Regions from separate parts of the Homo sapiens genome. Here region 2 is linked to region 1. Evidence: chromatin contacts called from ENCODE Hi-C data. All regions are on one chromosome and are shown on one strand. Each heading gives the region's core, a stretch centred on a gene start or an enhancer-like site at or near the end of the contact. The rest is flanking DNA. Distances are from core to core; before and after follow the strand shown.

The links. Hi-C counts contacts between places; a loop is a spot of excess contacts on that map. Pooled maps may share reads with other maps.
Region 2: a loop to region 1 is called in a pooled map, with 13 times the contacts of the local background. The contact joins the enhancer-like site here to the promoter of HMGN5 in region 1. A Hi-C loop is called at or near these places in 4 of 37 single-sample maps with no recorded cell type and 9 of 50 pooled maps.

What each region holds. Positions count from the first base shown.
Region 1 is chrX:81,198,217-81,205,900 of GRCh38, reverse strand. HMGN5 (high mobility group nucleosome binding domain 5) reads left to right here and starts at 3,988. Exons shown (of 7, transcript NM_030763.3): 1 at 3,988-4,164. SH3BGRL (SH3 domain binding glutamate rich protein like) reads right to left here and starts at 3,799. Exons shown (of 4, transcript NM_003022.3): 1 at 3,656-3,799. The coding sequence starts at 3,700. RefSeq lists enhancers at 3,604-3,773, 3,894-4,143.
Region 2 is chrX:83,631,924-83,639,607 of GRCh38, reverse strand. No RefSeq gene overlaps it. Among named protein-coding and RNA genes, the nearest start is that of POU3F4, 130 kb to the right of the region's middle. RefSeq lists an enhancer at 4,247-4,596. Within about 2 kb of position 4,432, at least 6 of the 41 ENCODE cell types and tissues checked have a DNase peak (open chromatin) inside an H3K27ac peak, as active enhancers do.

The DNA.
Region 1 (7,684 bases), core at 2,739-5,238:
ATGGCTATTACCAAAAAGATAACAAATGCTGGTAAGGGCACTGAGAAAGCGGAATACTAGTACACTTTTGCTGGGAATGTAAATTAGTACAGCTGCTATGGAAAACAGCACAGAGATTTCTCAAAAAAACAAAAATAGAACTACCACATGATCTAGAGCTGCCATGGAAAACAGCATAGAGGTTCCTCAAAAAACAAAAATAGAACTATCACATGATTTAGCAATCTCACTTTTGGGTATATATCCAAAAGAAAGGATATCAGTATATCAAAGAAATATCTGCACTCCCATGTTTATTAAAGAACTATTCAAAATAACTATGATATGTGGCTAAGTGTCCATCAACGGTGAATGAATAAAGGAAATGTGATATATATATATATATATATATATATACACACACACACACACACATATATATACACACACTTATATATACACACATATATATACACACACAAAATAAAATATTATTCAGCCATAAAAATGATATTCTGTTATTTGTGACAACATGGATGAGCCTGGAGGACATTATTTTAAGTGAACTAAGACATAACACAGAAAGACAAAAGACATACCACACGTTCTCACCCATGTGGGAGCTAAAAAAGTCGATCCCATGAAGATATTGGGTAGAATGGATGGTGGTTACCAGAGGCTGAGAAGGGTAGGGGGAAAGAAGGATTAAGAGAGGTTGGTTAATGAGTACACAAATACAGTTAGATAGAAGGAATAAGATCCACTGTTCAATTGCACAATAGGGTGGCTATAGTTACCAATATAATTTACTGTATAGCTAGAAAAAACAGCTAGAATGTTTGGAATGTTCCCACCACAAATAAATGATAAATGTTTGCGGTAACGGATATCCTAATTACCCTAATTTGATCATCACACATTGTGTGCATGTATCAAAAGATCATATGTCCCCCATAAATATGCACAATTATGATATATCAATAAAAATAAAAAATGAAATCCATTGCAAAGACCAACATACTTGTTTTCATTTCTAAACTTTCAAGAAGCAAGTGCTACTCTTCACTATTAGGCCACTTTTTTTGTTTTGTTTTGTTTTTGAGAGAAAGTCTCGCTCTGTTGCCCAGGCTGGATTGCAGTGGTGCGATCTCTGCTCACCGCAAGCTCCGCCTCTTGGGTTCACGCCATTCTCCTGCCTCAGCCTCCCGAGTGGCTGGGACTGCAGGCGCCCGCCACCATAATAAGTTAACATTGTCTTGCCAATTATCACAGATCCAGATCCCCCACTCTGCCCAGTATAACCAGTATAACATCTGTTGTTTTTTTTTTTAATGACAACCAGTAGGAAGATTAAGAAACAGTCAGCTACCACCAATCCAAAGCAAAGAAGCTTTTAACTGTTCTTCAGACAACTAAACTTAGTCACTTATTGAAGTATCTCACTATGTGCAATTGTAGGACTCCATCAGGATATTTGCTCAAAACTTTCTAACTTATGTATTAAAACAAACAGGGCATCAATCTTAAAGGAAAACTTTAGTACAGCAAACTGAAAAGTGCCTTTCTGAAGTAAATAATCACCACTCCATTCATGTTACAAAGAAGTACTCACTTTACACTGTTTTGGTATTATTTAAAAGTGTTGTAATAGTATAATAAAGCAAGGATTTATTTTGGCATTATGAAGTAGAATTTTGATAACAGGTTCATTGAACTATAATTACTACAGTAGATAAATTTCTAATAAATTTCTAACTACTCATGACAAAAAATTGAAATAAAATACAAATACCATAAACATCTGCCATTTGCATGGTCTTCAACAATAAAGTCCAACAAAGATGGGAAGAATAGACACTGAAGACTACAGAGGAGGGAGGGAGGAAGGCAAAGGTTGTAAAATTACCTATTGGGTACTACGCCCACTACCAGGGTGAGAGGTTCAATGGTACCCCAAACCTTGCACAGTATACCCATGCATCAAATCTGCACATGTACCCTCTGAATCTAAAATAAAAGTTGAAATCTAAATAAAAAAAAAAAGGAGTCCAATAAAGGAAATAATAGAAGACAGCAGCCATTTCTAAGGCTCTTGGAAACTTAAGACTTAACAAAGAGAGGTGCAGTTATTCTTACTTGAATAGAAATTCTGAAAGCAGTTTCTTGTTGAATCTACTTTTAAAGAAGGGGTAGAGGAAGGAGAAAGCAAAGAATAAATAACAGTATTGAAACTGTATGACTCCCAAAGCAAAACTAACTGCCTGATCTGTTCAGTCTCATTAGGGGTTTAACTAAAGGCATTAAGTTGGACTTTACAATTATTGGATTGAGTTGAGACTCTGAGCAACTCAAATTTTACTTTGAAATATTAGACAACATGTATGGAAAATAATAAAGCAAGAGGCTCATAAAATTAGGTCCAAAGGAAATATAAAAGGTGTTCTTTTTTTTAACCTAAACTTATTCAAAAAATGTAAGATTAAATTTTCTGATATTCCAAAATTGCATAAACATATCCACACATGGTGGCCAGAGAAGACAAAGTTCAAATATCAAGGTTCTTGTGATTTAACATAACCTCCACTTCCATTCCACATCCTCTCAGGTGTAAATAAACAAGCCAAAAAATAAAAACACACAACAACCTGGATTAGCTGCTGCTCTAAAGCTCAAGAAGAGGGAAGGGGTTCCTATACCCTACAATCTGAACCCACACATCTGTTCTTGCCACTGTCTGCCTTTCTCTTGAGTTGTAAAAAGCAGAAGCACTTTCATTTATCATGGATATACACTCATCTTGCACCCCAGTTTATCATATTCTCCCGACAGCTGCTGAAAATTTGTTATTCTAAATTAAGAGTAAGTGAATCCATGAAAGAGAAAGTCCTATCATTTGAAGCAGCAGCAACTCAGGCTGCCACTACACAAGAAGCCACTGAGCTCCCTATCCAGTTCTCAATATACTTGAAGCAGTGAGAGAAATTTAAAAGTAAAATATTTTGAAAGAATAGAAACAGTCAAAATAAGGGACAATATGGGGGGAAAACTGAATCTCGTGTCATATTAAGTTAAAAAAAAATTTACGTCATTGTTACCAACTTCCCCTCCCAATTTGTCTAGTTCTAACAGGCCTTCAAGCTCAAGTTAACCACTTTCTTCTACACACTCTCAAAATAACTCTATTACCAGGGTCTCACTCACCCAGAATAATTACAATGCCTCGGTAGGCCTCCACTCAATCCCCACCAGTTACAGCATGTGTACCCCCATCCTTTACAGAAGTGCACTCCTCCTTGTCTCAGTACTTAGGGCGTATTCATCAAATGTCTCACTCTTGAAACTCACCAGTGTGCGATTTTACTTGACTTCACGTAACCCTAAAGACCGTATAGCACCATCTCCCATCTCCCAAAACTTGGTAGCTTTCGTTTTCCTTCAAAGCAGAAATGTGCCCCCCAACGTCACGAAGCAAACAAAGCTGAACTCTATGTGGAAAAAAAAAAAAATGAAATCGATGCAACAAAGGGAAAAAAGGGAAGAAGAAGGGTGGGATCGGGGATGCATGAGTCTTCCAAAGGAGAAGCTGCCAGAGGAACTTCTGCATTTTAATGGTTCTGGGGCAGCAGAGGACTGGTGTGTAGGAAAACAACAAAGGTGGACTCCCCACTCTCCTTACCGCTGTAGAGCCAGAGGAAGATGCAATATATACACGGATCACCATCCTGGGAACAGCGGCTGCGGTTGTTTGGGTCCTGAAAAGGGCTGTGGAGCAGCTGCAGCAATGGCTGGAATCCAGCTAGGGGCTGAAACAGCGGTTGGCAGAGAAGGGTGGGGGAAGGTGGAAGGAGAACTCGCCAGAGCCCCGCCTCCGCCTTTAGCAGCTTCCACCGAGCTCTCTAAGCGCTGCAGTTCCAGCCCAAAACCCCGGAAGGAACAGGCTGTTTGCATCAATTCTATTTTTTTTTAATAGGGAATCTCGAATAGCACCGCGAGATCTGTTGAAACATTGATTTTTGACGATTCCTTCCCTGAGAAGAGGGCGAGGAGAAGAAGAAAGAAAAAGGAGAACTGAATTGAATTAGATTAGCATGAAGGACCTTTTCACGCGGAGACTAAAAGTACTGCGCATAACTTCCTGCTCAGAAATATATGCAAATAAGAAGACAGATCCTGAAAGAGCAAGCTGTATGTTGAAAACCCATGTTCTCAAAGCCTTGCGCATTTTAAGATTCCTATTACGTAGTGATTTTTCTGATCTTAGCTCGTTGTAGGAATTAGGCACTAAAGTACTGAGCAATGCTGCAGAGTTTTGAAGGAAAGTTTCAGGTTTCCTTAAGCCCAGAAATGGCAGGATTGGTTTTCTTTTTGAATTTTGTGTTTTGTTAAATTAGGGAACCCTGCTTCCGTGGGAATTTGCAGGAGGCCTGATTGGCAAGTTTAAGAATGAAGGAATAAATTACAAAGAAAAGATTGAAAATATTGTGTAAAAAGATGGATGATTTTTGTTTTGTTTTGCTTTTTAACTGACTGAAGTAAGGGATTTGGGAGAACATATTGCAGATGTTGAAATGGTGAAGAGAGAGATCAGATGGTTATTTGTAGCTCTAAGGAAATGAGCAAACAGTTAATAATGTCCAGAGACAGACCATATACTTCAAAGTGTAGTTTTAGGTTCCCAGATTATGTTAAATGAACAGAAAAAAAGGAATTTGCAAGATGAATGAGAGTGGAGAGGAGTCAGTCGCTTGTCCTACTTCTTTTCCTTTGCTGTTTTTCCACTGTCTCCAGTCTAGTGGTTTACTGTCTTTGCCTAGGCTCAGTGCTTACAATAGCTTTGTTAACTGTTCCCTACCCACAGGTTTTCCCTTCTCCAATCTGTCTTAAATACTAATTCCAAATTAATCTCTTTACATGTTGTCCTTAAAACAACCTCAAGAGGTGGGTACTATTACATTAATTTTACAGATGAAGAAACTGAAACTCAGAAAAATAGTTTTCCTAAAATCATATGGTTAGTACATTCCAGAGTTAGGAACTCCAGAGGCCACCTTCTTATTTTTTTTTAATTATACTTTAAATTCTAGGGTACATGTGCACAACGTGCAGGTTTGTTACATAGGTATACATGTGCCATGTTGGTTTGCTGCACCCATCAACTCGTTGTTTACATTAGGTATTTCACCTAATGCTATCACTCCTCCAGCCCCCCACCCCCCGACTGGCCCCGGGGTGTGATGTTCCCTGTCCTGTGTCCATGTGTTCTCATTGTTCAACTCCCACATATGAGTGAGAACATGTGGTGTTTGGTTTTCTGTCCTTGTGATAGTTTGCTTAGAATGATGGTTTCCAGCTTCATCCATGTCCCTGCAAAGGACATGAACTCATCCTTTTCTATGGCTGCATAGTATTCCATGGTGTACATGTGCCACATTTTCTTAATCCAGTCTATCACTGGGACATTTGAGTTGGTTCCAAGTCTTTGCTATTATGAATAGTGCTGCAATAAACATACATGTGCATGTGTCTTTATTATAGAAAGATTTATAATCCTTTGGGTATATGCTCAGTAATGAGATTGCTGGGTCAAATGACATTTCTAGTCTAGATCCTTGGGGGATCGCCACACTGTCTTCCACAATGGTTGAACTAATTTACACTCCCACCAACAGTATAAAAGCATTCCTATTTCTCCAAACCCTCTCCAGCATCTGTTGTATGATTGCCATTCTAACTAGCATGAGATGGTATTTCATTGTGGTTTTGATTTGCATTTCTCTCATGACCAGTGATGATGAGCATTTTTGCATATGTCTGTTGGCTGCATAAATGTCTTCTTTTGAGAAATGTCTGTTCATATCCTTTGCCCACATTTTGATGGGGTTGTTTTTTTCTTGTAAATTTGTTTAAGTTCTTCGTAGATTCTGGATATTAGCCCTTTGTCAGATGAGTAGATTGCAAAAATTTTCTCCCATTCTGTAGGTTGCCTGTTCACTCTGATGATAGTTTCTTTTGCTGTGCAGAAGCTCTTTAGTTTAACTAGATCCCATTTGTCTATTTTGGCTTTTGTTGCCATTGCTTTCAGTGTTTTAGTCATGAATCTTTGCCCATGCCTATGTCCTGAATGGCATTGCCTAGGTCTTCTTCTAGGGTTTTTATGGTGTTAGGTCTTACATTTAAATCTTTAATCCATCTTGAGTCAATTTTTGTATACGGTGTAAGGAAAGGATCCAGTTTCAGCTTTCTACATATGGCTAGCCAGTTTTCCCAGCACCGTTTATTAAATAGGGAATCCTTTCCCCATTGCTTGTTTTTGTCAGGTTTGTCAAAGGTCAGATGGTTGTGATGTGTGGTGTTATTTCTGAGACCTCTGTTCTGTTCCATTGGTCTATATATCTGTTTTGGTACCACTACCATGCTGTTTTGGTTACTGTAGCCTTGTAGTATAGTTTGAAGTCAGGTAGCATGATGCCTCCAGCTTTGTTCTTTTTGCTTAGGATTGTCTTGGCCATGTGGGCTCTTTTTTGGTTCCATATGAACTTTAAAGTAGTTTTTTCCAATTCTGTGAAGAAAGTCATTGGTAGCTTGATGGGGATAGCATTGAATCTATAAGTTACTTTGGACAGTATGGCCATTTTCACGATATTGATTCTTCCTATCCATGAGCACGGAATGTTCTTCCATTTGTTTGTGTCCTCTTTTATTTCATTGAGCAGTGGTTTGTAGTTCTCCTTGAAGAGGTCCTTCACATCCCTTGTAAGTTGGATTCCTGGGTATTTTATTCTATTTGTAGCAATTGTGAATGGGAGTTCACTCATGATTTGGCTCTCTGTTTGTCTGTTATTGGTGTATAGGAATGCTTGTGATCTTTGCACATTGATTTTGTACCCTGAGACTTTGCTGAAGTTGCTTATCAGCTTAAGGAGATTTTGGGCTGAAACAATGGGATTTTCTAAGTATACAATCATGTCATGTGCAAACAGGGACAATTTGACTTCCTCTTTTCCTAATTGAATACCCATTCTTTCTTTCTCTTGCCTGATTGCCCTAGCCAGAACTTCCAACACTATGTTAAATAGGATTGGTGAGAGAGGGCATCCTTGTCTTGTGCCAGTTTTCAAAGGGAATGCTTCCAGTTTTTGTCCATTCAGTATTATATTGGCTGTGGGTTTGTCATAAATAGCTCTCATTATTTTGAGATATGTTCCATCAATACCTAGTTTATTGAGAGTTTTTAGCATGAAGGGCTGTTAAATTTTTTCGAAGGCCTTTTCTGCATCTATTGAGATAATCGTGTGGTTTTTGTCATTAGTTCTGTTTATGTGATGGATTACATTAATTGATTTGCATATATTGAACTAGCCTTGCATCCCAGGGATGAAGCCAACTTGATCGTGGTGGATAAGCTTTTTGATGTACTGCTAGATTCTGTTTGCCAGTATTTTACTGAGGATTTTCACATCGATGTTCATCAGAGATATTGGCCTAAAATTCTCCTTTTTTGTTGTTGTGTCTCTGCCAGGCTTTGGTATCAGGATGCTGCTAGCCTCCAGAGGCCACCTTCTTAACTATTACTGTTAACTCACTGCCTGGAAGAGTGAAAGTACTAAAAAAAAAGTTAGCAATTTTTTCATCCTAAAACACCACTTTCTTATATTACTGAAGACAACGTAGGCAGAAATACTTAAATTAGCTCTCCATTGACTAT
Region 2 (7,684 bases), core at 3,183-5,682, 2.4 Mb before region 1:
GGAAACCTGAGTCCTTCGGAATTTTACCGTGAAGAAAGGAGAGTTAGTTGATCCAATTTACTTTGATTCTTCCCTAACGTTAGACTAATTTGCTACTGAAGGACCCTTCCAGGGGCAGACCTGACACTGACTTTTATCTCCTGCAACCAGGTGGGCCATCTGTTCTTCTGGCTGACATCTGGCTGTTGGATAAAATAGAAGTCATGCACAGATGTCCTTTTCCAGTGACTGACTGGTACCTAAAAATAGAGGCAACCACATTATCCCAGCACTTCTCCAAAGCTGTCACTAAGGAAGACTTAGTAGTCTATTGGCAACCAGATTTGACCAGTTATTCTCCTGAATTACTCAGCATTGTAACTTTTAGTGGAATGCTGATAGCTTTTTCCAGTGGGCTGACATTAATATCAAAGGTTTCTTCCGGGCCTGGAATGGAAGCTCTGTTGAAAGCTAATCCTAAGGGGGTCTCTGCACAGCTAAGGAAAAAAAAAAAAAAAAACATCGAGGCTTGAGTTTTCAAAATAAATGACACTAACTTGTGCTGACATTTCCTGTACTTTATTTTAAAAACCTAAAGGAAAACTGTTAGTGAAGTCTGCTGTAATGCAGACTGCTAAAAGGAAAATATGTAAACTTTTAAAAGCAAACAGAAATAACTAAAAAAAAATGATCCTAAATTCAAAATAACCTGCAGACACTTAGTATTCAGACTTCTGGCCTGTGAGACAGAAAACCATGAGGCAATAAATTTCTGTTGTTTAAGTCATCCAGTTTGTGGCACTTCATTATGATTACTCTAGAAAACTAATACAATAAATTTAACGTTTCATAATTACAGTCATGTTCTGCATAACGATGTTTCAGTCAGTGATGGACCACATATTACAACAGTGGTCTCAGAAGGTTATAATGGAGCTGAAAAATTTTTGTCACCTAGTGACATGGTAGCTATTGTAATGTCACAGTGTAGCACATTACTCATGTGTTTGTAGTGATGCTGGCATAAAAAAATCCTACTGCACTGACAGTCATTATAAAAGTACAATATAGAACATACAATTATGTACAGTTGTAATACTTGATAATGATAAACAACTGTTACTAGTTTTGTATTTATTATACTACACATTGTATTGTTATTTTAGAGTATACTTTTTCTATTTATTATGAAACGTTAACTGTAAAGCAGCCTCAGGCATGGTGTGCAGGAGATATTCCAGAAAAAGGCATTGTTATCATAGTAGATGACAGCTCCACGTGTGTTATTACCCCTAAAGACCTTCTAGTGGAATGAGATGTGGAGGTGGGGGACAGTGATATTGGTTATTTATGATCTTGATATTGTGCAGGCCTAGGTTCATGTGTGTGTCTGTGTATTAACATTTAACAAAAAATTTAAAAAGTTACAAAACTAAAAATAGAAAAAAGCTTATGGAATAAAGATATAAACAAATAAAATATTTCTGTGCAGTTGTACAATGTGTTTGTGTTTTAAGGTAAATGCTATTGCGAAAGAGTCAGAAAGTTTAAGAAATTTATAAAGTTAAAAAGTTGCAGTAAGCAAGTGATAATTTATTAATAAAGAAAGAAAGTTGTTAACGTAAATGTAGTGTAGCCCAAGTGTATAGTGTTTATAAAGTCTACACTAGCGAACAGTATTGCCCTACACCTTCACATTCATTCACCGCTCACTCACTGGCTCACCCAGAGCAACTTCCAGTCCTGCAAGCTCCATTCATGGTAAGTGCCCTAGACAGGTGCGCCATTTTAAATCTTCTATACCATATATTTACTGTACTTTTTGTTTGTTTATATTTAGATACACAAATACATACCACTGTGTTAAAATTGCCTCCAATATTCAGTACAGTAACATGCTATTTAGGTTATACAGGTGTGTAGCCTAGGAGCAATAAGCTATACCATATTAGCCTAGGTATGTATTAAGCTATACCATCTAGCTTTGTGGAAGTAACACTCTATGATGTTTGCAGGGCAATGAAATAGCCTAACACATTTCTCAAAACATATACCTATTGTCAAATGATGCATGACTACGTGTGGAAGCCTGTTTCTATCTATTTAGAAGTACACACACACAACATGTGTGCATGTAAGTGTGGGCATGTGCACTCACAAACACACCCTGAGGGACGTTAAGGCAGAATTAATTGTATATTTCCAAAATTAACACTCATTTTATTTTTAAGCAAAAATATTTAGGGCTCTAATTCTATAAAATGATAAAATAAACAGCTGTGTTACAGCAGTCCTAGAAACAGTTTGTATTATTAATTCTAAATCAGCCTAGAGAGTCATTGAGGTTGAATAAGAATGACAAATGTCAGTGCATCATGAAGAACAAATGAAAAGGGACAAATGCTATAGCAGACCTCAGGTGTGGGCTGCTTTGGGAGTGGCATTCTCATGTAGACATTCTTATTTGGATCATACGTAATCCACACATGAAGGCATAAAATATTTTGACAGCAAAATTCCAGTGTGCCAGCAAGTGTGCAATTTGAACCCCAGCAGCTTCTTAGGAACACGTATTAAGTTGGTGCAAAAGTGACCGCAGTTCCTGTCATTACTTTTAATAACAACTATCTCATAAAGGTGTTTTGAAGGTTAAATATTAAAGTGCCTGTAATAGTACCTGATACACAATGTACGTGGTTTTAATGGCAAAAACCACAATTACTTTTGCATCCACCTAAAGAGGGGGGATTCATTTGACAGTGAAACATTGAAGTAACTGTAGATTAAGTGACTTCTCTCAATTATTCAGTGGGAGATTCTTCCAGATAGCATTCAAATTAGAAATTATTTTATTTCTGTTCAAAGTCAGACACATTTATATAACAGCAGTGCAAACAGATATATTTGTAGAATTACATTTACTTATATATGCTTATATACAATATTATATGCATTTCATCATTATAATGTCATTCTGTTACATGTTAAAAGTTTTGAGTGGCGTGTGTATGCGTATGTGTGTGTGTATGTATCTTTTTTTGTACACTGTGAAAACTCACATACTCCAGGAGAGGGGATCACAGTTTAAGATCTTAATTAGCAACCACCCAAATTAGTAGTGCATCTTTCAGCTGAAGGGATGAGGGAGGGAACATTTAGGAGTAGGTTGAAGATAGACAACAAAGATAGGAAAAAATTTGGTTACATCTTTATCTAAGAACATTCCTGAAAGCGATAATATAGGTGAGAGAATACTAAGCAACTTGGTGAGCCCCAGGTAATCTTTCAACACACACTGACATTTTTTACTTCTCTTCAGTTACACCCTGCAGAAAGCACAATACGAACACTGGGTTGCCAGGAGTTGGTTTGCCTTGATCTTTGGGGTTGGGAGAACTGCAAAGAGTTGAAGTGGTTTAGACATTTTTAGAATTTTCTGGAATGCATTCTTCAGATCCTCATTGTAATAATGCCCCTGAGAAGATTTCCAGCATATAAACTCTACTCTAGACCAGAAGCTTTATTTAATAATTATAGATGTGTTTGTCTGAATATGGAATCATTTGTATCTTGCCTGGTTGCAATAAGCTGTTAATCATCTCCTCTCCCAGTAACATTAATAATGGTCGTACATTGTGTATTAGGTACTATTGTAGGTACTTTATATTTAACCTTCAAAACGCCTTTATGAGATACATGTTATTATTTTCATTTTACAAAAACATTGAGAATTTATGGAACAAGACAAGGATACCCACTCTAGCCACTCCTACTCAATACAGTTAACCAGGGAGATGAAAGATCTCCGTGAAAATAATTACAAAATACTGTTGAAAGAAATTAAAGATGACACAAAGAAGTGGAAAAATAGTCCATTGTGGGCAGCAAGCCACCCAGGTGCCAAGGCAAGAGACCGAGGACACAAGCTGTTCCAATATAATAAAGAAAATATATAAAATAAGAATAGTTATACTAGAAATAGATTATAGATAGATATGATGATATATGAACATTATTAATCATCAGTTTATAGCATTACCCTTTATTCCAATATTATAATAATCTTTTCTCTACAATTATAACCTAGGAAAAACCAGGCCATAAAGAGATAGGAGCTGAAGGGGCAAGGTGAGAAGTGACCAGAAGACGTGTGAGCCCTCTGTCATGCCCGAACAGGGCCGCTAGAGGGCTCCTTGGTATAGCGGTAACGCCAGTGCCTGGGAAGGCAACCGTTACTTAGCTGATCTTGGTCTAGCAGTAGCGTCAGTGCCTAGGGAAGGCACTCATTACTTAGCAGACCTCCCCAGGAGAGTTAGAGAAGACTCTGCTCCACCACCTCTTGTGGAAGGCTTGACGTCAGTCATGCCCACCCACAGCCATCTGGAGGCCTAACCGTCTCTCTGTGATGCTGTGCTTCAGCGGTCACACTCCTGTTTCACTTTCATGTTCCATTCTGTACACCTGGCTCCGCCCTCTAGATAGCAGTAGCAGAATTAGTGAAAGTATTTAAGTCTTCAATCTTTCTGAGAAGAGCATAGAAGAAATAATGACGTAGGCTGTCCTCTCTCTCTCAGCCTCAGCTACCTAAAAGGGAAAGGCCCCCTGTCTGGTGGACACATGACTCACGTGACCTTACCAATCATTGGAGATGACTCACACTCCTTACCCTGCCCCTTTGGCCTTGTATACAATAAATAGCAGTGCAGTCAGGCATTCGGGGCCACTACTGGTCTCCGTGTCTTGGTGGTAGTGGTCCCCCAGGCCCAGCTGTCTTTTCTTCTATCTCTTTGTCTTGTGTCTTTATTTCTACAATCTCTCATTTCCGCACAAGAGTAGAAAAACCCACAGACCCTGTAGGGCTGGTCCCTACAATCCATCCTCATGGATAGTAAGAATTAATATTGTTAAAATTGCCATACTGCCCAAAGAAATTTACAGATTCAATGCTATTCCTATCAAACTCCCAATGACTTTCTTCACAGAATTAGAGAAAATTATGCTAAAATTCATACAGGACCCAAAAAGAGCTTGAAGAGCCAAAGCATTCCTAAGAAAAAAAAACAAACCTAAAACATTACATTACCTGACTTCAAACCATGTTACAAGGCTACAGTAACTAAAATAGCATGATACTCATACATAAACAAACACATAAACCAATGGAACAAAAAAGGCCAGAAATAAAGCCACACAACTGCAACAATCTGATATTCAACAAAGTCAACAATAACAAGCAATGGATAAAGGATTCCCTATTCAATAAACGATGCTGGGATAACTGGCTAGCCATATGCAGAAGATTGAAACAGGACTACTTTCTTACACCATTTAAAAAATTAACTAAAGATATATGAAAGACTTTAATGTAAAATCTAAAATTACAAAAACCCTTGAAGAAAACCTGTGGTATACTATTCTGGACATAGGACCTGGCAAAGATTTCATGATGAAGATGCTAAAAACAATTGCAAAAAAAAAATTGACAAATAGGACATAATTAAACTAAACAGCTTCTGCACAGCAAAAAAAAAAAGTCATCAACAAAGTAAACAGACAACATACAGAATGGGAGAAAATACTTGCATAATATTCCTCTGACAAAAGTCTAATATGCAGAATCTATAAGGAACTTAAACAGATTAGCAAGCAAAAACCATGCAACCCCATTAAAAAGAGGACAAAGGAAATTAACAAACACTTCCCAAAAGAAGACACACACACACAGCCAACAAGCATGTGAAAAAAATGCCCAACATCACTAATTACTGGAGAAATGCAAATCAAAACCACAATGAGACACCATCTCACACCAGTAAGAATGGCTATTATTAAAGAGTCAAAAATAACAGATGCTGGCATGGTTTTGGAGAAAACGGAACGTTTGTACACTGCTGATGGGAATGTAAATTAGTCCAGTCATTGGGAAAAGCAATTTGGCAATTTCTCAAAGAACTTAAAAAAGAACTACCATTCAACCTGGCAATCCCATTATTGAATATATACCTAAAGGAATATAAATCGTTCTACCATAACAACACATGAACACGTATGTTCAACAAGATGATCTACCTGGCATTATGTTTACATATAATACTTGGTGTCACATACTGTTCCCAAATCAACGGCCTGGTAGAAAACAAAGTGTAACAAAATGGGATTGAAGCTGGCTGAATTTAGAGATGAGGTAGCCTTAGAAGTAAGTGTTAGAAAGTTTTCTTACAACCTGGGTTTTTGTGGGCCCACCTTCTTTTGTGGAGACAGTGAGGGAAATAGGTTTATTTCTTTCATTAAAACTGCACAGTCTATGAACATGTGAGAGCAATAACATTGGCTAACATCTATAGAGTACTCACTATGTATCAGCAGAGTCATCACATTGTCCAAATCTAAAAAGCATCATTCATGCTACATTCTATGTAAATGGCATCCCCTGAAATTGGGTTATTAATAGTACCGGGTGTCAGGCACTGTTCTAAACACTTTGCATATATTACCCCAATGTAATACTTATAACAACCCTAGGAGGTATGTACCATTATTATATCCACTGGACAGATGGAGGAACTGAGGTATAGAGAATATAAGTAACTAGGTCAAGGCTACATAGTAAGTGACAAAAAGTAGATTTAAATACAGCCTACTTAAATGTAGAGGCCATGATCATAACCACTACACAAACTGTCTCTACAAAGCTAGAAAAGAGTTTATGGATTTAGAAATGAAGAGATAGCAGTGGCTGGATGAAGAGCATCTGAATGAAGTTAGGAGGTAAAATGTATGCCAAAATTTTTTTTCACATTTGCTAAACCTGAGCCGCAAATTTGATTCTGAACTTTCGAGCTGTCAGTGCAGATGGAAACCCTATCAACTGTATGAGTTATAATATCTTAACAACAAATATTGTTACTAACATCAGATAACTAGTCTCTCATGAGATGTTTTCAAGAGGACATTGTGAGCAGTATCAACAAGACCTTGACAATAAATCCAGCAATTTGTTTCTTAAAGGCTGTTTCTAATAATTCCCCTTATTTTAATTCAATGCCTTAATGACAAAATGTCTGTAAAAGATATTATTGATCTATACTATGTCAAAATAAAGTTGCCCAGCAGTCCAGATTAACAATTCTCTGGTGACCTGGATTAAGCCAGAAATCGATTGTAAAGCATCCAAGGGGAAGTCCCCTTCAGGGACTTCACTATAAATATAAGCTTTTCAAATTAGATTTGGAAAGTGTTGAGCAGCAATAAATGCCAGGTTATTCTGTGTTAGAATCTGGCCTTTCTTTCCCTTCCTTCCTTCCTTCCTTCATTCCTACCTTCCTTCCTTCCTTCCTCTTTCTCTCTTTCTTTCTTTCTTTCTTTTCTTCTTTCTTTCTTTCATTTCTTTTTTCTTTCTCTCTCTTTTCCTGAAGGTCTCACTCTGTCACTCAGGCTGGAGTGCAGTGTAGCCATAGCTCACTAAAACTTCAAACATCTAGGCTCAAGTCATACTCCCACCTCAACATCCTGAGTAACTAAAACTACAGTTGCATGCCACCATCCCTGGCTATTTTTTATTTTATTTTATTTTGTTTTATTTCATTTTTGTAGAGACACAGTCTCACTATGGTTCCCTGGTTGGTCTTAAACTACTTGCCTCAGATTATGCCAAGATGGCTGACTAGACTCAGCAAGGTGGAACAACTGCCAGGGAGGGATCCAG